Regions from separate parts of the Mus musculus genome. Here regions 2 and 3 are each linked to region 1. Evidence: chromatin loops called from intact Hi-C (ENCODE). Cell type or tissue: heart. All regions are shown on one strand.

Region 1 (8,000 bases):
ACAAAGAAAGCACTAGTTAGACTTAATGTCTCACCAAAAAAAAAAAAAAAAAAAAAAAAAAAAAAAAAAAAAAAAAAAGAGTATCTGAATTGAGAGGGGATTCACGGGGGGTGGGGGATGGGAGATGGGGGATGGGGAGGGAATTATGGGACATAATATCACCAGGTTTCATTGTATACATGTATGAAATTCTCAGGATAAAAAATAATATTAAAAATTGCTGTTTGAGTTGCTGACTTGGTTCATGAAATGATTAGAAGGATCTTAACTTGAGATTAGAACAGAATTTCCAGTGGTTTCTAAAACAGCCATAGTCATACTCCTGTCAATTTTTACACTATGTATTTGTGCAAAAAGTGGTGTTCTTAGCAACAATGACTACAAAATCAGAATATGGATCAGCTCTAAGAAACACTGAAGATGTTCTATGCCCTGCAGTCAACTATCCAGCCAACATTTAATTTTCTGTGTTAAGAAAACAAATAAGCACATGGTAGAATTACATGCACCTAACGTTTGTGTGTGTGTGTGTTCATGGTTCATTGTTAGTTTGAATTGTATTGCTGTATATCAGATACTAGCTTCTATCTATATTCCATGCTACCTCCTCCCATGTTTAGTTCCTTGAGCTATGAAATGGGGGATTGTAATCTACATGCTGTGGAACAGTTACAACCTGTACGTTTTGTATCGATGATTCAATCAACCACTGACCTTTGAAAATAAGTGGCTTTTATTGAACACATGCAGGTTTTTCTTTGTTGTTTTGTACTAAACACTACAGTATAACAGTACTTGTAGAGTGCTAATGGGCTTCCTAGAATTGGTCTCAGATACCAAAGGGCAGTTCTCTATGTAAAGCAGAAAGCTCACTGGGTACCTAACCTTAGTGGCTGGTCTTCTTAAAAATACCAACAAGACAAGGTTTTATGCCTTAACATGTAATGCCTGGCATGGGGCATGAGACTCTAGCCATCCTGTCACTGCGGGAAGACAGCAGGGCATGATCAGATATCTTCTGAGTATCCTGCTTGACACTAAGGCACCTTGCATTATATTTATATATAATATATTTATATGATATTTGTTTTTTGATAAAGCACACCTCCTTTTAGCCCACCCTAAAATCATGATCATCACATTATTTATGGATTTATTGTGAAAAAGTGGCCAAAGCTTTGTGAAAAGTCACCGGTAGACAACCTAGACACAAGGATTGTAGTGTCAGGGAAATGTTAGCAATCCCCCTAAAAAACAGACAGGAGCTGATCTTATGAAATCACAGTAGGGCCTTTATTCTCTTTGAGCTAGCTTGGGTCCCTCAGCACACCACCATCACACAGGATGGTTTGGTGGAGAAGGAGCACGGATGATCTACCAGACAAGACTTTATAGAAGGCTATAAGTGAGTGTGCAAGCATCTAACTGGAAAGTTACTATGGCCTTTAACATAATTGGCTGGTGCTGCGAGTATATCATAAACTTAATTTCTGCTTCACTCTGTATTGGTGGTCATTAGGCAGGGGGAGGGCTTGTAACCTGGGGGTGCAGGTTTGTTGGAGGAATAACTTGGAGACACTGGTCTTGTTTGGGTGTAACCTGGAGACTGGAGCTAGGCTCCGGTTTTGTTGATGTGTGAACATGAGTGTTTTCTCTGCTTTTACCTGTAGAAGGCTGAGCTGGCATCGGTGTACCAACAGTCCCCAGGTTTGTCCACCGAGAGGCAAGTCCAGCTCTTGCCACAGCCCGCTGATAGTTATCATAGAGAGTCTTCCCATACTAAGGAGGGAATACAGAGAAGAAAAGAAGGAATCCATTTATTTAAATTTTGCACTCAACTGCAAGATACATATTGGAAGAAAAAAAGGTGCCATTATTCTCATCCAAGTTGCATTTTGGGGGTATATTTCATTGATTGCTCTTTCAAATGTTAAATAATTCTCTAGATTAGCAAAATTAGCAAATTCTCCCATCTACACACTAGAGGACAGGGATAGCCACAAAATGCCAATCACAAAATTCTGATCATGTAACTGTTGAGTTAATCGGCTTCGTTTGCTCTCTCCACTTTCTATGGTGAGATGGAACTCAGGACCCCACACATGCTAGGCAAGTGCTTTACCATTAAGGCACAGACCTTTGGCCTGGTCTCGAGTTTCTTATCTGCACACCTGTGTTTGCAATTCTCCCTGTGAATATGAACAGTTGTTTTTTTTTTTTAAAGTCAACTCTGATTCTCTTGCCAGAGGACAGGTGTGTGCTTGTATGGCAGTAAGTGAATGACTCCACTTACTGATGGGTAGAAAGAAATCAAGAACAAATAGACGAGATAACATCTGTACCCAGAAATGCTGAAACGTTGGCCTTAGTTAACAAGCTTCTTGGCTGGCCCAAGAACACATGAAGGTGAGCACATACTCACCTTGGCGATCCTTATTCCCATTACCCATTGACTGAGAGTTCTTGCGTCATCACAGCAGAGATACTTGATATATTGAGATTCCTTCTGAATTTGAGGATGCTACAAAGAAGCAGTTTTGAAGACAATTAATAGATGCAATTTATTAAGAGCCCAAACCACTGTTTGAAAAAAAAACTCAAAGAAAAACTATGACAATATATATGATTTACTGAGATGGTGGCAAAGGCAGTTTTAGGATCAGGAAGAGCCGAGGTGTCATTATGAAGCCCAGGATGGCCTTGAACTCATGATTTTCCAATTTAGTCTTCCTGATAGCTGAGATCACATGTTAGCATACCCAGCTTTTAAGAACTGCTAAACTGGCAGCCCCACAGCACAAGTCTGCAACCTCAGCTACTAGAGAGGTGTCTGAGATAGGAGGACCACCAGGTTGAGATCTGCTTGAGAAATGTAATGAGACCCTACCTCAAAAGTAAAAGGTACTGAAAAGGCTGGGTGTATAGTTCAGTGGCAGCATACTTGCCTATCATCTGTGAGGCCCTGGGTTCACCCCCCAGCACTATTAAGAAAGAGGCCCAACTCTGATCAGATTTAAGGAGCCTGTTATATGCTTTAACCATAAGGACTTCTTATATGTCAGTAATAATTGTATTTCTCCCTTCTAAATGCTGAAATCCGTTATATATTTTATATGTCTGTTCCTCATTGGAAATCAGGTTGCCTCTCTATCATATAAGGGGCTTACCTAGTAGGCATTTTACGTTACAAAACTGGTGCTTATAAAATTAGTTTTATTTGTGCCAAAATTTAGTCCAGGTGTCATTTCTTTCAACAAGAATACAGAGTTTTGCAATGATCTATCGCTCTTTCCTAATGGTGGTTTCACATCCACTTGGGCACATCCTCTGCAGGCATGATGGCATTCAGAGTGTTTCTATCTGTCCTTAAGTGGCCATCAACAGTGTGTGTACAGGGGTTATATAGGCCCCCAGGAGTTTACAAGAGAACACTGATGTGGCAGACACAAAAAGATTGCAACTCTGTTTCTGGATTCTCTAGTCCCTGTAGCTTTTGTTTCTGTTTGGCTTTTACATATTCAGCTCTCTATCAGATGGGAACTTTGCCTGTATTATTTTTTTTGGAAGATCCCTGGTGCTTAGCACATGCCTGGCATGTAGTAGAACCTTAATCTGGGTGTCAAAATAATTTTTTAAATATATAAATAAGCATAGTATTTACTCTTATATCAGAAAAGTTGAAGTCATTGGGTCAGAGGCTGGTAACCAAACCTAGGATCTGAAATGTGTGTGATGTCAATTTTCATGGGCCATTGTAACTTCGATTACATTTTATTGTATAAAAAAATACCAACTAAAACAACTGTTTTTGTGTGTGTGTGTATGCACGTGCGTGTGTGTGCGTGTATGTGTTTGTGTTTCCTTAGAGCAGCCTTATGAAGCTCAGGTTGGCCTTGCTAGTCTGAGCATAAACTAGTGGCACTAAAGATCAGAGCTATCAGGAGATCTAGGAGGCTTCCATTGGCAGAAACGGGCTGAAGCCACAATCCCTCTCTACGGTGCTTCATAGAGCTTCCACTTGCATTGAGCAAACTCACTGACCTTTAGGAAAGTAGTTAATCGTCAAAGGTGATCTGAGCTTTTGAGCTATGCCTTTAATATGCTGGAATATGAGGGAGAGCATATGGTGTGGTTTCCCTGCAAGCTTTGTGCTTGTTGTGTCCCACATCGATCCTCTGCAAGACACATAGTCTGCAAGGGCTTTAGTTATTTCTAAATTTATTTATTTCTGTGTTTAAAAATGATAAAAATTGATATTTGGAGAGCTTCCTGTTTATTTCTTTATCCACTAGAATTTCTGAGTTTATATTGAGTCATTGAAGACAGCACTGTATTTTAAAGATACTACAGGAATAAAACAACAGAAAATGTAAAGGATTCCTGTCTGTGGTCTTTTCTAGCAACTGAGAAAAGTTGACCCTTTTAATTGGATTGCTTCCTTTACTGACTCGGAATTTGCATCAGCCTGGCCTGGAAGCCAGCTAGTTCCTTGATTGTCCCTCTTAGATTCCTCTTTCCTGACGACGCCAACCAGTATGCAGACTGTTGCTGTAGTTCTCCAGTTGCGCCAGGAGATGGCGGCAAACACTTTTGGATGGCTGCCCCACACTGTGTTGTTCCTCTCCTGGGCATATACCCAGAAGATGTTCCAACTGGTAATAAGGACACATGCTCCACTATGTTCAAAGCAGCCTTATCTATCTATTTATTTATTTAAATTTTTAATTAGGTATTTTCCTCATTTACATTTCCAATGCTATCCCAAAAGTCCCCCATTACCCCCCACCCCCCACTCCCCTACCCTCCCACTCCCCCTTTTTGGCCCTGGCATTCCCCTGTACTGGGGCATATAAAGTTTGCAAGTCCAATGTGCCTCTCTTTCCAGTGATGGCCGACTAGGCCATCTTTTGATACATATAGCAGCCTTATTTATAATAGCCAGAGCTGGAAAGAACCCAAATGTCCCTCAACAGAGGAATGGATCCAGAAAATGTGGTACATTTACACTTTGGAGTACTACTCAACTATTAAAAACAATGAATTTATGAAATTCTTGGGCAAATGGGTGTATCTGGAGGATATCATCCTGAGTGAGGTAACCCAATCACAAAAGAAGTCATTTGATATGCACTCACTGATACTTGTCATGATATTAGCCCAGAAACCTAGAATACCCAAGATACAATTTACAAAACACAAGAAAATCAAGAAGAAGGAAGACCAATGGGTGGATACTTCATTCCTCCCTAGAATAGGGAATAAAATGTCCATGGAAGGAATTGTAGAGACAAAGTTTGGAGCTAAGACGAAGGGATGGACCATCTAGAGACTGCCCCATAATCAGCCACCAAATGCAGACACTACTGCATATGCAAGCAAGATTTTGCTGAAAGGGCCCTGATATATCTCCTGTGAGGCTATGCCAGTGCCTAGCAAATACAGAAGTGGATGCTCTACAGGATGGAACACAGAGCCCCCAATGGAGGAGCTAGAGAAAGTACCCAAGGAGCTGAAGGGGTCTGCAACCCTATAGGTGGAACAACAACACGAACTAACCAGTACCCCCAGAGCTCGTGTCTCTAGCTGCATATGTAGCAGAAGATGGTCTAGTCGGCCATCATTGGGAAGAAAGGCCCCTTGGTATTGGGAACTTTATATGCCCCAGTACAGGGGAATGCCAGGGCCAAGAAGTGGGAGTGGGTGGGTAGGGGAGCAGGGCTGGGGGAGGGTATAGGGGACTTTTGGGATAGCATTTGAAATGTAAATGAAGAAAATATCTAATAAAAAATTTAAAAAAATAAAATAAAAAGGAATCAGGTGATAACAAAAAAAAAAAAAAAAGAAGTTCTCAGATTTCAGTACTGTAAACCTTACGCCAATAATCACGTTCTAAAGGGGATCTTGACATTGGAAACATCAATCAAACCAAGTAGTGTGGTCCAATAGCATTGAGTAACCTAAACGTCAGAGTGTTCAAGTGTGAATCAGGCACTTGGTAGCTAGAATGTGACGTTCTGTAGATGTCTGCAGCATCCTCAACAAAGAAATCTGCAAAACCAAATCAAGGGCTCACCGTTCAGTACCAGGACCTCAGATGCCCGACTTACAACAGAGTCTCTGCTCTGACTAACATGTGAGCAGGACATTGGCCAGTAATTAATATTTAAATTCTTCCTATGAAAGCACAGGGTGAGCTCGAGGGAATGGCTCAACAACTGATAGGGTTTGCTCTTCAGTCATGAAAACTACCAGTGTTTGGATCCCAGCACCCCCATAACAAGCTGGGTATTCCAGCTCCGAGTCGGGTGGGGTTTACTGGCTTCTACCTAACTGAGAACTGAGGTTCAGGTTTAGGAAGAGACCCTGTTTTAATGCAATAGACATAGAGTCTTAGAAGAAGATGTCAGATGTCCTCTTCTGACCTCTATTTGTGTGTACTTGCACACATGTATACACATACATTTACATAGATACTACAGACATGTAAAAATCAGTAAAATCACGAAGAAGAAAGTGTCTAATTTTTCCTTCAGAGATATTTAGAAATTTGATATTGTTACCTTTAGTTTACTCTTAATATTAAATATTCCATTTTTTGGGTTTTGTGCATATCATAGGAGTCAAGCAAACTGTGCAAAGTGCACCAGTTATTTGTGTCGAGGTGTCCACTCCACTTAAGAAGCACAGTGAACTATTTAAGTATGTTATTCACCTAACTACAGGAAAACGTGGTTGTACCCAGAAATCAGGTGGCTTTTAATATAAAATAAAGGGCCACTACATTTCTTCCAATCCTCTAACTTCGTGGTTCTGAGGTGAGCTATCTGGTTGACACCAAGTTCACACTTCAGAGGTTCTTCGGGCTCTGTGACAAAGTCTCAGAGCCTGTCACAATGCTAGCCTTGGTCACCTCACCTTACTTACTTCTGTATAACTCAGCCTTTGATTGAGAAATTACTTACAAAAGGGCTTAAAGAAAACACAAAATCAATGCCAACCAGCTGGAATCTTCCTCGTGATCCTTGTCTCTGATCTTGAATAATAGAAGCTCTGAGTGTGTAATGTCAAGGCCATTGCAGAACATTCTTGCTAAAGGGGATCCTAATGTCCTCTAAACTCACAAATGAGGAAAGAGAGCATCAGACAAGGTTAAACAACTTGACTTGGGGTAAAGGTAACATCAGGATAAAAATTAGAATAAAATCCTCTTTTGTTTAAGCCCTGGGAGTTGACAATATAACCCCCAGGCATGTAAAAAGATGGAACGCAGAGACAAATGCCAACAAAAGTGTGGTTATTCTGTGATTTCATAATAAAAGTTTGAAAAAGACTGAAAAATCATATTGAATGAGTGTTAGAATGTTTGGAGAATGTCAATAAATTCCATGGAAGGTTTGGAAAGAGGCAGAATCTAAGGTGGAAAGGAGCTGAGGCAGGACTGTTTCTAGGCTCTGGTGTTACTGATATTTTAAAACTGCAATGATGCTGAGGTTGACCTAGATGATGAACTTAAGGATGACCAGACAAAGGAAGGAGTAAGGAAGACGCTGATAGAAAATCAGGACTGCTGCTTCAAGGATTGGAAGATGAAGGGATCTGAGGCTGATCTCTCTGTTCAGAGCTTGGTAAAGCACGTGGCTATTACAGATCTGTGTCCGCTGAAAAGTAAATGCCACCTCACTGTGTATGAAGCAAGTTTGTAGATGTCAGGTTAAGATGAAGTTATATTGAACTGGTATATGTCCTAAATCCTATGACTCTCCTTCCTTACAAGAAGATGAAGAGAAATAGATGCAGGCACACACAGTGACAATGATGACCGTGCGCTGATGAACAAGGGGACTAGTGTCATGTAGCTTCAAGACAAGGAATTCGAGGGCTGTTGGAAACTTCCAGAATCCTGGGGAAAGGCATAGAACAGATGGCTCCAGACTTTTCAGGAAGTAACTCAGCTTTTTTTCTTTGTTCCTTTTTAAGACATGATCTCATGCTACCCAGGA
Region 2 (8,000 bases), 110 kb after region 1:
GAGTAACATGAAAGTCCCCCTACATCACATTGGGGGGTAAGCTGGTGGTACCTCCTATATGGCCAGAGCAGAAGGGCTAGTGAGCAAGGGACCTTGGGCAGCAGCTGACTTGGTGCCTGAAGACTGGAGCTCTCATCGATAAAATCAACCTGCTTGCCCAGAGTAAGTGGGGGTGGGGTCAGTAATGGAAAGGTGAATATTAACCTGATTCTGGCAGTGTTTGTTAGGGGCAGCCACTACTTCCTCTGCGAAAGAATTCTTAAGACTGGTGATGACTGCAAGGAGGATGAAGACAAAGAATAATGGAGGGATAATTCCAGACTCTATCTCGTGCTTTTAGGCAAGGAAGAGAACACACATCCAGAGGTCAGGGTCCCACATGTTCTCTGGGGATATCCAGGGAGCCAATATAGCAGTCTCCTCCAAAAATTGGTCCAGGTCGTGAGTCTTAACCTTGAGACCACGAATAACCAGAAGGATTTTCAGAGACCTAATCTGGGGTTCCTTGATGGCAGAGGGGAGAAAACCCATGATGATGATGAGCACAATTGGAAACCAATGACGAACAGATGTGACAAATATGACAGAGGAGGCGATGGAAGTCATGATGTACTAAGCAGGAGACTTCTTCAGGTGCAGCTCAAAGGCCTTATACTTGGATGGTGTACCTAGGAAGGAAAAGGCATTTAGGAACCAATCCCTGGTACCACAACCTGGGAAACTAGCCCCCATGTCAGGTACCAGGAGGAATCCAGACCAAAAGTGAAAATGAATGGACAAAGACAAAGAAGACAGAAAAGATGGCCTCTGCTTGGTTATCGAAGCACGAAAGCCAAAAAAACCTGAGTTGAGTTATCTGATTGTCTGGCTGATTTCTTTAATTAATGCAGGTGACTGACCCAACTTGAAGGAAGACAGTAAAGATGAAATGAGCTCTTGGAATGTGCAAGAACTCCCCCTTAGTAGACGGTAGACACACATCAACTTGGTACTGGCTTCTCTGTGGGTGAGAGTCCATTTCCCAGAGACAGACATATAGAATGACCAGGGACAGTCCCAGACAGTCCCAGAGTGCTTCCTGTTGAGGGGGTGAGCTCACTGGCCTGATGAATGTGCCTCTACTTTCCTGATACTTCAAGGCCAAGAGCAGGGCCTTAGCCTTTCACCGTCCTCTACCCCCACACATAGTATCAGCCGAGAGGGAAGGAAATGATTCAGGGAAGAACTTTGCAAACGTGTGGGACGAGTGCATTTGCATGGGAGATGACAAAGCTGATAAAGGTTTTGGCCAGTGTCTTCAGGTCTGAAATTAAGGTATTTAACCATTTTGAGTTGACAGTGTGTGTATGTGTGTGTGTGTGTGTGTGTGTACGAGAGAGATAGAGATAGAAATATTATACTATATTTACTTCCCTCCCCTACTGCTATCTCCCCCAGTGCCCTCTTTCTGGTCGCCCCCACACGAGATAGTCTCTTTCTGCTTTCATATCATATATATCCCAACTACCCTCCCCTTTATGCCTTCCACTCTTAAAGCTCTTTCCCTTCCATGTTCTCTTTCTACTTACCTCTCTTTCTCTCTCTCTTTTCACACACACACACACACACACACACACACACACACACACACACACACACACACTTAAATCTGCATAGGAGATGAAATCTGCAGTGTTTGTCTTTCTGAGTCTGGCTTATTGTGCATAACATAGTAATTAACATTTATTTTTCTGCAAATTTTGTCTTTCTTTACAGCTAAATAAACTTTTATTTTGTACTTATAACATATTTCTTTACCCATTGATGCAGCTATAAAATAAATACATAAATGTCTCTGCAGTATATTGATTTATAGTTCTTTGGGAAGATATTGCTGAGTGATACAGCTGGGTTTTATGACAGTTCTGGCACCAGGGTTGTGTTTTTAAACTCTGTCCTGATTTCCCTAGGAGCTGCATTTCCTAACCGTGTAAAAGACTCCTTTCCCACACCCACACCAGGATCTGTTGTCTGTTTTCTCTAGATGATGATTATTCTGACTGGAATGAGCTAGAATCCAAAATTAGTTTTAATTTACATTTCCCCAACGGCTAGGCATTGGGGCAGCTTTCCATCCCTTCCTTTCTTCCTACCTTCCTTCCTTCCTTCCTTCCTTCCTTCCTTCCTTCCTTCCTTCCTTCCTTCCTTCCTCCCTCCCTCCCTCCCTCCCTCCCTCCCTCCCTCCCTTCCTTTTTTTTATCAGACAGAAGCTTTTAATTTTCAATTGCTGTTAAGTACTATTCCTGATTGGTAATTTCTTTTGAACAAGAAACTTTCTTTTCTGGGCCAATTTTTACAACACATAAAGAATCACTGAGCATTTAAGGCTAAGAACTCTTTTTTTTTTTTTTAAGAAAAACATTTTATTTATTTGAGAATTTTATACATTAGTACAGTAGTCACTCCTCCCTCCTCCAACTCATCCCATATCCCCACCACTACTCTCTCTTAAGTTCATGGCCTTGCCTTAATTATTCTATTTGTAATATGTAACCTGCTGAGTCTGTTTGGTGTTGCTTGTATGTACATGCGTTTAGGGATAGCCACTCGCAAGTGGGTAACCTATCAGTGACTCACTCTTGGAGAAGACTGACTGTTACTGCCTGTAACTTTTCATTTAGGAATGAGACCCCCCCCCCCATCTGTGTTGGCATGTCCTATGGTATTGTCACCAAGCAGGTCTTGTTTAGGTAAACATATCTTTGAACCTATAATTCCTGAGTGCAGCTTTCCTTTGTAGATTTAAGGCACCATCTCTCAGCAGATATTCTGTCCCTCTGCCTTTACAGTCTTTCCCCCACCTTCTTATGTGATGCATCATTCATATATATATACACATACATACACACACACACACACACACTATTCTTTGCAGTTTGGCTACTTTAGGATTTCTGTAGTAGTCTCCATCTATTGTAGGAAAAATAAAAACTATTTTTTGAAGAGGGACAAGAGCTGCCTTTATCCATGGATATAAGGATAAGGTTTTAGAATGGAGTTAGAAATTATACTGGTTTAGGAGAGTTTTAGGCGATAGTAGGTTTTAATGGAAAATTTTTCTTCTAGTGGTTGGTCAAGTGAATGCAATTCATCTCCAAACAATGAAGGCTATTGCTTATGCCCTTGGTTCATTCTAGAACCCGAAGGGAAGATTCTATTGTTGAAGACACCACGTACTTCAGATATAGGATTTAGAGCAATTGATCTGGCACCGATTGCTGCAAGCATTTTTGAATATTTATTGGCCATTTGCATTTATTTTTCTGATACTGCCTAGGCAGTTCATCTTGCCATGTACCGATTAGACGATTTGTCTCTTGGTTTTAAGTTTTACAGCCCCATAGGTAGTCTAGATTTCAGTCCTCTATTTGATGTGCACAGTTAGCAAGTGTTCCCCTACCAGCACCTATGCAGGCTGTCTTCACATTGGTGACAGATTCCTTTGTGGGGCAGAGGCTTTATAATTCCAAGCGTTCCCATTTGTCAATTCATGGATTATTATTTCCAGTATTAATGGGGCCCTTTTCATAACGTCCTCTCCTGTGCTGGTATTTTGAAGTGTTTCTTTCTATACATGTTATGGTCTCACATGTAATGTAAAGAAGAGGCTGTCTTCTTTTCCAGTGTATGATTTTCATACTCTTGTCAAAGATTAGCCAGCTACTGCTCTGTGGGTTTATTTATTGGTCCTGTACTCTATTTTTCCCAGTTCACCAGAGCTGTGCTCCCTTTAGTAGCATCTCGTCTTTGCATACTCGTGACCTCTGCTGGTCACATTTAGTTTTGCAGTTTGTGGTCAGCCATGTCCTTCTAACTCTCCTGGGATAGTTCATATCCCAGTTCTAACTTGGGGAGTAGGGGTATCTCTTAATGCATTGGGAGTTGACCAAGCAACCGAATCTGTATAAGGCAGACCTGTCTTAATATTTTCAAAATCCCCTAAACATTAGTCATCCTGCTAATGGGGTGGTGAATAGATATGTCTGTGGAGGAAAAGCACCCCATGGGAGCTTCCGGGTGTTTACACTGTACTGCAGAGAACCTCACAGCAGATAGGTGGCTTCAACAGATGAAGAGCTGTCAAACGCTAGACTTCTTCCAGTTGAGGAGGTCCGCTTCTACCACTAGGAGAGGTGCATTGCCCTATATACTTCACATCCTGAACTGAGCCTCTGGCATTTGTTCCTTTTGCTTTTCCAAATGCATCCCAGGGCTGTGCAGACCTCCTCCCCAAGGGATGTGGCAAGTTGAATTCAGGCTCCTTAATTTGGGATTGCTCCATAATGTAGATCCTCTTTAAGACTGCACTCCCGCATTCACTCTGTGTCATAGCCAGGGACAAGATGGAATTCATCATCACAGTTGATCATCCCTTTGCTAGAGGAATCACTGTCCTCCAAAACTTACTGTATTTGGACATTTGTGTGAGCTACAGGTTTGGCCTGAGGGTGGGACTGTCAGTCTCTTCATCCAGGCTACTTGGCTTGTCATTTGAATGAGACCCCACCTTTTAAGGTTCCAGGTGAGGAGCCACTTGAGTAGAGTGTACTGGCTAGTTTTGTGTCAACTTGACACAGCTGGAGTTATCACAGAGAAAGGAGCTTCAGTTGAGGAAATGCCTCCATGAGATCCAGCTGTAAGGCATTTTCTCAATTAGTGATCAAGGGGAAAAGGTCCCTTATGGATGGTGCCATCTCTGGTCTAGTAGTCTTAGTTTTATAAGAGAGCAGGCTGAGCAAGCCAGGGGAAGCAAGACAGTAAGTAACATCCCTCCATGGCCTCTGCATCAGCTCCTGCTTCCTGACCTGCCTGAGTTCCAGTCCTGACTTCCTTTGGTGATGAACAGTAGTACGGAAGTGTAAGCTGAATAAACCATTTCCTCCCCAACTTGCTTCTTGGTCATGATATTTGTGCAGGAATAAAAAACCCTAAGACAGTGGAGCAAAGTTTAGCTTCCTTCCCCTTCCCCTCCATCTCTCTCAAAGTATCATCTTTATGTCCAGGTGACCTGTCACTCCCTTTGAACATTAATAGGTCGTTTCCTCTGCTTCCCTCTTGGGAGTAGAGCCTTTGTTCAACACATCCATGAACAATGGATGAACAACGGGCAGGTGTACACCGCCTAATCACTGAGCAGCCATGTTGGTTATTAGGTCAACTGTTGCAGCATCACTCTGCTTGTGTTCAGGTAACCTTCATTTTTACTAACAATGACCTCAAAGTACACTAGTGGTAATTTTGTTACATAACACTGTTATAACTATTCTACGTTTAGTTATTACTATTAATATTTTAAGGTGCCTGACTTATAAGTTGAATTTTTTCAGAGATGTGAATTCACAGGAAATGTATACTAATAGGGTCTTCATACCAGCTGCACGTTTATGCATCTGCTGAAGGTCTTAGAATTGCATATGGGTTAATCTTAATTTTTTTATAAAGCATCTACAGAAGTTTCCTCTACCTTTCTTTCCTCCCCTTCTCTCTCCCCCTCTCCCCCTCTCTCTTCTCTCCCCCTCTCCCCCTCTCTCCCTCCCTTTCCCCCTTTCCCCTTCCCCCTCTCCCCCTCCCTCTCTCCCCCTCTCTCCCTCTCTCTCCCCCTCTCCCCTCTCCCTTTTTCCCTCTCCTCTTCCCCCTCTCCCCTTCCTCCTCTCCCCCTCTCCCCACTCTCCTGCTCTCTCTTCCCCTCTCCCCCTCTCTTCCCCTCTCTCTTCCCCTCTCTCCCTCTTCCCCTCTCTCTCCCTCTCCCCCTCCCTCTCCCCCTCCCCCTCTCTCCTCTCTCCTCTCTCCTCTCTCTCTCTCTCTCTCTCTCTCTCTCTCTCTCTCTCTCTCTCTTCTGTCTTTACCCCTGCATTTCTATAATAAAGCTCTAAAACCATAGAGAGTCTCTGCTCACCAAGATCCGCTGCACTCACTCTTGTCAGTGTTGGGAACCTCTCTTCCCTCATCCCTCTCTCCTATAACCCTGGTGGCTTTTGCAAAGTAGCTCAGGAGTAGGTAGGGCTGCCCCTTGACCACCCCCTGAAGAGTGGGTCAGAGGCTTGAATGCCCACCCAGGGCTGAGTGGAAAGTGTATGGTAGCTCTCTCTCCCATGCCTGACAGATCAGAGACTAGGTAAAACTCTGGCGGGGCATGGGTTTTTCCTCCCCCCTCTTCCCCAAGGCCCCCATTTTAGTTCCCAACAGATGAGAAAGAGAGAGTCTGTGTGTGACTGCAGCCTTGAGTTGGAGTTGAGGGGCAGGCAGATGGGGCTTCTGATCTGTGAAGCTGATTTTTTAAATTCTTATTGATTCTTTGTGAGTTTCACATAATACACTCCAGTCCTGCTCATCTCCCTATCCCCTCATCTCTGCCCTCCCCTTACAATCTCCCCCCTAATAAAAACACACACACACATAAGACCACCACGACCACCACCACCACCAACAACAAAGCATAGACAACATCTCATCATAGAAGCTGTGGTATGTCACAGTGTGTCCCACAGTATATACCTCTCTCCCCACACATCTTCACTTGCCAATGTTCATTGCAGTCAGTCATTGGTCTGGTTCCATATCTCTGGCTTCTGTGACATCATCAATATGGATCCTCACTGAGATTCCTCCCAGTTATTCTGTTGTTACCCTGTGTCATGGAGATCCTGCAGCTTTGGATCAGCAGGCCCTATCACATGTCCCAACCATTCTCATATGATATAGACGTTGGGGTAGGCCAACTCAGAGCGCTGGATCTGGGCCTGGGTGATAGCTGAGCTGGTTAGCTTGTTCCCTTATCCATAACAGCCAGGTGACTCTCTCGCACTGCTTAGGCTAGACCCATGCCTCCAGAGTCAGTTCCACTCTGCTGCCCAGTCAAGGGCGTGCCCACTCTCCCAAGTGCTGCAACTGTAAGGGGCTGGCTCACCTGTGCCTTCACCATCAAGGCCAACTCCACCGTGTTGCCCTGTCGAAGTGCAGGGGGCCAGCTCTCCCAACTACCATAGATGGCTGCAGAAGTGAGGGGGTGGTCAACCCCTCCCCACCTTGCACCGATATCACCTCAGAGCCAGGAGAGTGGTGGGGCTAATCCTTCCACTTTCTGCTCCCTCACTCCCAAACCCCATCTCCACCCTCCTCAACACTCCCCTGCCCTTCAAACCTCTGTCCTTCCCACCTTTCACCTCCTCCACCAGGGCCAGCATAGTTCCTGAGTCATTGAGGGGTAGGGCCAGCTGACCTCCTCTCATGACTCCAGGGTCCAGCTCTCCAGAATGCCAAAGGTGGGAAGGGGCAAAGGGTAGCATCACCTCCACAACTCATGACACCATGAGGCCGATTCTTAAGCTCACTGCAGCTGATGCCTTTGGTCCTGTGTGGGATTTACTCTAAGAGGCAGCATGTCTACCATCGTTCCCATTGGCAAGAAAACAAGAGCAAACTCATTATGTGAACGTTGAAGTCACTAAAACTGTAAAGTTTTAAAATAGGAATATAAGATGTGTTTGTAGTAGGGTTCCTTCACAGAATCTTTATTTATAAGTCATGATTACTAATTACTAAGTCATAATTACTATTTCTCTGGATAGGCTTTACTATGTAACCCTGGATGGTTTGGAACTTGCTATGTAGACCAGGGTAGCTTAGAACTTGGAACTTTGAACAGAGATTTACAAGCTTATGCCTCTTGAATGCTGGAATAAAGGTGTTCACTACTACACTTGGTTTCTTAGTAGCTTTAATATAGCACTTCATTTTTTTATGTATTTAATACTGTGGGAACTAGCTTATTATGGAGTGGCTTCCAACTGAGTATATTTCAATATTACCAGACTCTTAGGATCTAGGGAGCTTGACTGAAGTAAGCATATTGACTGTGAGTGTCAGGATGGGCCTAGCTCTAAGATTACACAGAAGTCGGTTAGAGAAAGTACAAAGGTTCATAGGAATAAGTTTTATGGTCTAAAGACAATGTTCACAAA
Region 3 (8,000 bases), 230 kb after region 1:
CCTTCACCCCTATGTTCCAGTATTTTTGGCATGAAAGATGCTACTAGAAGAGAAAAGTAAAAACCAACTTATCCAAAACACATTGATCTGCAATGGTTTCCTGACTATGTTATGCTAGGGCAATGGTGGCACAGATTGTGGGAGTAACCAACAAATGCTTAATTTGACTTAAAGCCCATTCCACAAGATGGAACCCATACCCATCACTGCTTGAGTCACCAAGGATCTGAGACTAGATAGCCTAGAGACCTAGGGTAAAACCAAATATTACTCATATATTGCTACCTCTTTTTGATGAGCCATTTTTGAAATGGCTCCTAATACTATGCTGCTATCCTCATGGATCAGGGGACAAACACAGAGACTCATAGCCAGACACTATGCAAAGAGTCAGAGACCTTGGAACACTCAGCCCTAAATAGAATATCTCCAACAAATCCCCCCCTGCAAGACTCAGTGAGCTCTGTGGAAGATGGGGTGGAAAGAATATAAGACACCAAGAAGATAAGGCCCTCTAAATCAACATGAGCAAAGGTCATATGAATTCAGAGGGACTGAGGCAGCATACACAGGGTCTGTATGAGTCTGCACCAGTTCTTCTGTGTATATTCACACTTGCCATGTTTATGAAAAAACAAATAGGTTTATTCTCATTACTTGTTGAAGTACTTTTGGACTGTCAAAGAATAATCAGACATATTATACATTAAAAAAGAATACATGTGTCAAAATGGAAATTCTATAGCCAGAGACAGTTGGTATACTAGGTAAGGTTCATAATAAAATTATCATTTTAATTTATGTGAATGGAGAATTAAACAGATGAGTTGCTTTTCTTTCTTTTAGAAATGAAAGAATGGACTTCAATTTTATAATACAAAAAAAGTATTACAAAAGCAGTCTGAGAGCATGCATAAGCTCTGAGCTTTTTAAAACACTTTATCAAGTGTGAGGCTCAAAAGCTAATTCCAAAGGCAGAGAGCATAGGGTGGCTTGCTGCTGGAGCAACTTTAGAGAGCCAAAGAAAAGGATGTCTAATGTAAAACCATTTTGAAGCTGTAGTATTGGGCAGTTTGAAGCTGACATACAGAACTATGTAACTATTTAGGGATCTGAATCTACATCAGGGAAATGGGGACATGAAAGATTATGGTTATTTTACCCATATAGAACCTTTAATTAAATAGAAGTCAACTCCTGATATGGGTCAAATCATGAGGCTTGGGTTGGCAACACTTAGTCTTACGGTGTTGGATAGGTTACTGCAGAGTTGCTCCTTTGTTGCTGTGCACAGCAAGAGCTGTTTGTTATATGAACCAATTGGAACATTGTTTTCATGCCTACATGGTAGCAGAAGGGGTAGTATGTACTCTTTGAAGGGCACAGGAGGAGCATTAAGTTCTATACTATGCTATCTATAACAAAGAAGACCAGACTTCTTAGCTTCTGTCTAGCTAGTACCCTGGTAGGCAGGAACCAGTGCATGGCAGAGATCTGGCTCAAAGATCAGAGAGAAAAGACCCCTATGTCATTTCCTTAAGGTACTGGTGATGTCTAATCTTCATTGGTGATTTGACTAGATTTAGAATGAGGAGCATAGCATTTCTAAGTGTGACAATAAGAGTGTTTCCAGAGATGATCAACTGAGGGGAGCGAGACCATCCTGTAGTGGGGAACACTAGTCCATGTACTGGAAGTGGGTACAGAGCAAAAGCAGAGAGGAGAAAGCTTGTCGATCTCTGCTTCCTGGCTCATCATGATGTGACTGCTCTGCTCCACTTTCCTTCTTACCACAATGGACTGAATTGTCTGAAACCAGGAGGGAGATTAAGTCTTTCCCTAGACTGCTTTGTGCTAAAGCATAACTAATACAGTACTAAGTGAAGTCAGGCAGCTTCCAGTTAAATGGCTAAAGGCACCACAAGGGTTGAAACTATCTGTACTGACTATTTTTGTGTCAACTTGACACAGCTGGAGTTATCACAGAGAAAGGAGCTTCAGTTGGGGGAAATGCCTCCACGAGATCCATCTGTAAGGCATTTTCTTAACTAGTGATCAAGAGGGGAGGTCCCCTTGTGGGTGGTGCCATCTCTGGGCTGGTAGTCTTGGTTCTATAAGAGAGCAGTCTGAGCAAGCCAGAGGAAGCAAGCCAGTAAAGAACACCCCTCCATGGCCTCTGCATCAGCTTCTGCTTCCTGACCTGCTTGAGTTCCAGTCCTGACTTTCTTTGGTGATAACAGCAGTGTGGAAATGTAAGCTGAATAAACCCTTTCCTCCCCAACTGCTTCTTCGTCATGAAGTTTGTGCAGGAATAGAAACCCTGACTAAGACACTATCTAATCCCTAAAACCCCAGCTTTAACCAGGAGTCCAACGGGGCCTTGTAGAGTTTGGATTATATAAAGCACTGCATCAGTGATTTGGAAGACTTGAACGTCACACTGCCGTTTCTTTTGCTCCTATCCCTCATCATACAGTATTACAGACACATGGAGAATGGGATCTGGAATGAAATATATTCTGCTTTGGCATTGGAGAGACATCTCAGTGGTTAGAGATCCAGGTACTGCTCTTGCAGAGAACTAGAGTTCAAGTTTCCGTACATATCAGGTGGCTCACAAGTTCCAGGGTGGTCTCTGGCCTCTGTAAGTAGCAGTATTCATGTGCACATACCCATAGACAGATATACACATAATTAAAAATAATTCGTTAAAATAAAATATATAAATTCTGCTTTATCTTTGACGTTTCCCTGGATTTCAGAGATAAGGAGCATATCCCAACGGACAGCTCAGCTCAACTCAACTTTCCCCTCATTCTCTCAAGATATGTTTCCTGGAAAGAGGACATCCAGAGAAAAGGCATTTCCGGGCGTTATTCATTCAATTGGGCCCTTTGATACGATCTTATGCTCAAAAGAACATAAACACATACATGCTCTGATGTGAACGCGATGAGCCTGGGCACTGCTGCCATCCCCTTCTCCTTGACTTCTGGAAACATCTTATAGCGGGCAATGAGCATGGCATACATGTTGGAGATGGCGCCACCTAGAGGGCACAAAAACAGTTACTGTTTCCCATTCTCTATCAACAAACACTTCTCATGCAAGCAGCACTTGGGATTTCCACTGACCTAGAGAATAGGTCAATTGCTTGAACCGTGGGTCACAGCCCAACATGAGAGCATATAACTTAATTTGGTGGGGAGAAGAGTCTGAAAAGTCGTGAACAGTAAAATGTTTCTGAACACACCAGAACCAAAAATTATTTCAAAATCAACCATATATCATCCATATCTGGGATGTTTCTGACAGTGTTCAACAGTTCATGTCACATCACACAATGCCACTGTAACCTTGGTTCTAAACACACATCATGCTCACTTTGCCCTCTGCATCATGGCATGCAATGCCAATGCTGCCTAAAATGTCAGTTATGAGATTATTGTATGTTATGAGTAGCAATGCATTTTACTGTACATACAAAATGTCTGCTGTTACAGAAATTTAATGGCTTAATTATAGAAAACAAAGATTACTATTTCTCCATTATTTGGCTTAACTGGTACATATTTGGATGGTATTATATTAGAATGTTTGATTTTAAAGTTGCTGTTTGAGTTGCTGACATGAGTTCATAAATAACTGATGAATGAATATTGGTTTTGAACTCAGACAAAATTTTCAACGATTCCTAAAATGACCCTAAATATATTTCTGCCATTTGATATTGAATATGGATGCAATGTGGCATTATAATGCACTGATTATTATAAAATCAAAATAAGGAGTAACTCTAAAAGTGGTGACACCTTTGCATGGTGTAGTATCAAGTAAACACCTAAGGTTTGATTATTTCTGCAAACTAAACATATTTATCTCATTATTTTGCAAATTCATGTTTGTCTTTAATAAGTCCAAAGGTATCATACATAAAGAATTTAAAATAAGGTTTAAGACTTATTATCAGTGAATGTTTTATATGTATGATTATTTATATGTCTAGCCACCCAGGTAGACTACAAACTTCGCAGGTAAAAAAGGAGTCACGAGCAGGAAAATGGAGGAAGCACTGGCCTAACTTCCAGGGAAACCCTTCTAGCTCCTATAAAGTCTATTCTCAGATTAAAGATACAGCTAAGAGGGATCAGGAAAGCAAACTGGGCCTCAACTACAGTAAGAGAAGCACTTTACATGCTGAGTGTGGTGGTGCTCGCACTCAAGGTGGGTCTGGGCTACACAGTGAGTACCACAACAGCCAGAACTACAGACACCCTGGAGAGACAGAAAGACAGAGAGGGAGACAAAGAAGGAGAGGGAGCAGGGAGAGAGACTTCAAGGGGAATAAAAGTCTTATCATATAGCACAGGCTGGCTTTGAACTCATGATTCTTCTGTCTCAGCCTTGCAAATGTTGAGATTCATGTATGTACCACTATATTCACCTAGAAGAGACTTTTGAAAAAAAGATTTTTTTCTTTCTTTTCTCTCTAGTTTATGTGTATAGCCACTCAATGTTAGGCCTGTAAAATCCTTATATTATGATGGTGGCAAATAGTTATTTCTTTTCATTTCCAGCAATGTCTTGACCTTGGATTGAGACAGGTAAGCTACTCTTTATTCTGCAGCCTGCTAATGGTTCCTGTAGGATGTGGGATAAACATCCACACCCATCTCCCCATCCTCTGTTGATTCCGTCTAAAAGTTCTTTCTCTCAGAGATAGTCCTGAGATACAATTGCATTCATTAATGAAATGCTGCTGACTTCAGCTACATGTAGAATTATATTTCTTGTATTTCTCCAAGACTGTCAAGGTTTTATATGACTAAGTTTTACTCTGCTCTGTAAGAAGGGTCTCACTTCACAAGCAATGAAACTTTCTGCAGAACTCTTCAGAACCTTAGAACTTTTGCTCTCTAGGAACTATGAAGGCACTGAATAGGCTGGCTTAGATGAAACCAGAAGGCAAAGTGTTCTCTCTCTGCCCCACTCCAAGAACGAAACTCTTGGGATTACTTCACGGATGGTCTGATCAGTCCTTTCTTCTAGTTGAGGATCAGGCAGGCTCTGCCAAGTTGAAGAGCCTATGCAGGGCCTTATGAGGACCTTTGCCTTATGAGCCCTGGGCTCTAATACAGGCAGGGCACTGGGTACAAAGCCACCAACCAGCCATTGGCATCTGTACAGTCAGAATGCAGGCAGTTGCTACCCTGTTAGGTCCTAGAGATTCAGGATAGTAGAAAACAGATCAAGTATGTTTGGATCAGATGCCCAGGACAGACTGTGTGATGCTGAACTCAAAGGAAAGCTTTTGAGCAAGTTTCACTCTAGCTTATGATTTCTCAGTCTTAGCATTCACTGATATGTTGAGCTGCAGAATTCCTTAAAGAGGATTGCCTTAAGTAATGTTGGGTAGTTAGCCTCATTCATGGATTCCAGTTGAGAACAGTGTTTTCTCTCAAGCCGCTAACAACCCAAAATATCAATACATTCCAGTTGTTCTTTTGGGAGGGCAATACTGGCTCCCTAGTTGAGAACTGATGCTCTCGATACATTTCTCAGTCTGGTGGGGGTTGGTTGGTGAGTGGAGGGTGGTGGGTGGTGGTGGGGGATGGAGGGTTAGAGAAGGAAGGGGAATATAAACAAAGAAAGCACTCTTCATGTGTAATTATTCAAGAAGCTTTCAATCCTGGTCTCTTGCTCCTCATTTCCCATCTCTGTCATCCTACAGCTAAAAGGCTTTGTAGCTCTGAGGATGATGATGGGATTTGTGCAAAACTACATGAAGATGAAAAGAGATGCCCAAGTCCTACAGCCTCTAATGATTACATTAGGAAAAGAACCGAGACTAAGGCAGGCCTTTTCTCCCTCAGGCCTTATCCTTTTTGACCTGCCAAAGATTAGAGTGCTCTCTGCAAGTGTAGGTAAAGCTCATATACAGAATTCTTCCAGGAATCATGAGGCAATTTCGGAAAGGATCAAGTTCCTGGGTGTTTGTGGTGTGGATGAACAGAACTGAACAACAGTCGAAACAAATTAAGCATTGTGTCCGAGTCAAAGATCCAACTCTGAAGATTGATTCCCAGGACCAGAGGAAACCAAGACTCGCGTGTGAACCTACTTTTTCTGTTCCTGTTCCTTGAATCATTCAACTCCTTAATCTAGGAGCAAGGCTTGCTGTTACCTAGTACAACTTTTACTAGCAACTAAGGATGCTATATACCATCACTCTTCTTGTAGGAAGTTGATCGGAAACAGACCTACATTGTTTTCTGTTGCTCTCCTCTCCAACTTTGGAATATATTATATATATTATATATTACAATATAACACTACATCTATGGCTTTTACACCATGGTTAGAACATATGAGTCTTCAGACTCAAAGGAAGAAGCTCCATAGCTTCCACTGATTTGCCACCATCCATTATGTCATACAGAACCTAGCAGAACCAACAATGAGGATTTCTTGGGGTGTATGTTTTCTGGGTCATATAGGTAGGTGCCAAGACAAGCTAGATAATTAGGCATGTCCCCTATTTAGACTAGTAAAAATTTCATAGTCAATAGATTCCTACTTCTGTGAGCTATGAAAACTGAACCATGATGTTGCTCTTGGTACATCTTAAGAACAACTCAATCCTACAATCAACCCTGTAAGAGAATGAATAAGGTAGAAATGATGTTGACATTGTAACCCTCGTAACTGTACCTAGTTCTACATGAAAATATGTTCTAAGCATCAATATCAGACAATAAAGACAAATCCACAAACTTAGCAGGAAAGGAGAATAAGTACTAAATTGCCTAGAAAATGAAAGAATCCATCACAACTAGTGTTCAATGACTGCTTTTAAAGGCTAATTTTCTGTTCCATTTAACTAACACTTTTCCCTTTAGAATCTGAAAAAAACATGCTATGTACTTAAGTACATGAAACAACATGGTGAGATGGTTAGGCAGACGTATATAAGTCTTGTCCTGAGGTCACTGCTGCTTGGTCATTGTTTCATCTTCAGGCCCTCTCATCTCTCACTGCCTTTGCAGGCTTGCTTAAGAGGGATCTGAATCCAGCCCGGCTGTGTCTGGCTGTGCCTGGTAGCTGCAGGGGTAACTCTGGTCTCTCTTTTGCCACCCATCCATAACAGCTTACTGAAGACTGGCTTCCTCTCACTGGTTAGGTACCGCTCTGCTCTGACACTAGGCTTCTTTTCCATGGCTCAGTGACTTATTCCTTTGCCTTACCTTTTCATCTAGGAATCAAGTCAAGATCACAGCATTTTGCTTCATGTTGATTTTCTGGGCTTGGAGAAGTGTAAATAACAGAGCTTTAGCATGCAGTGGCTGGTAATCAAAGGCAAAATGGAAAAGATAGGGTGGCATGGTAAAGAGGAGAGAAAATACCTCAAAGAAATCAGAATTTTCTTCTAGCTCTAAGAAACCACCTTTCCACACACTCCTTGCCCTCCTTGAAATTAGTCTAAATCCACTTCCCTGCTCATTTTTCCAGGGACTAGAGAAAAGAGGGAATGGGCTCTCCGGAGGGAATGTAGCTCGGTACACACCTTCGCACACTGAGTGTTGTGTTAATTGATGCTTTCATTTCACCCATTCCGAGAAATGCAGCAAGGGTGAATTTACTTATTAGTATTCTTTTGAACAGCACTATCCATACATGTTATATGCATGGTCATGGTAGAAGTACAGGGCGATATCATGTTAGACTATATTCTGCTGAGCACAAGTAACTGGCATTTAAGCATGGGATTAGGAAACTCCAAAGTGTGTTCAATGGACTAAGCCACACTCATTATTTTCATAAATGCAGCTTAAGTGACCTGCTCATAAACACAGAATAGATGTTTATAACATAGCATACCAGAAGAACAAAACAGAGGAAAAAAATGAAATATATATACCAGGAGAAAAGATTCCATCGCCAGAGCCCCCGGGCCAGCCAATGATTTCTCTCATTTTCTTTAGTGTAACATATTCTAGCAG

Evidence for each region. Hi-C counts contacts between places; a loop is a spot of excess contacts. Peaks named below come from ENCODE experiments on the same cell type or tissue, not always from the same donor. Only the 100,000 strongest peaks of a DNase experiment are listed, where the experiment ranks them.
Region 2: a loop joins it to region 1, with 8 times the contacts of the local background. A loop is called at or near these places in 37 of 42 quality-filtered maps.
Region 3: it touches region 1 in a loop (3-fold over the local background); 8 of 42 quality-filtered maps call a loop at or near these places.

What each region holds. Positions count from the first base shown.
Region 1 is chr2:22,861,414-22,869,413 of GRCm38, reverse strand. It overlaps Apbb1ip (amyloid beta (A4) precursor protein-binding, family B, member 1 interacting protein), which reads right to left. Exons shown (of 14, transcript NM_019456.2): 11 at 2,423-2,521; 12 at 1,665-1,779. Among named protein-coding and RNA genes, the nearest start is that of Gm52503, 28 kb to the left of the region's middle. In heart, a CTCF peak has its summit at 4,565 (motif pointing right); no DNase peak of the experiment used is centred here.
Region 2 is chr2:22,754,578-22,762,577 of GRCm38, reverse strand. It overlaps a transcript of Apbb1ip not described here. Among named protein-coding and RNA genes, the nearest start is that of Apbb1ip, 16 kb to the left of the region's middle. In heart, a CTCF peak has its summit at 3,796 (motif pointing left); no DNase peak of the experiment used is centred here.
Region 3 is chr2:22,629,979-22,637,978 of GRCm38, reverse strand. It overlaps Gad2 (glutamic acid decarboxylase 2), which reads right to left. Exons shown (of 16, transcript NM_008078.2): 6 at 7,919-8,000; 7 at 2,934-3,049. Among named protein-coding and RNA genes, the nearest start is that of Gad2, 12 kb to the right of the region's middle. In heart, a CTCF peak has its summit at 3,050 (motif pointing left); no DNase peak of the experiment used is centred here.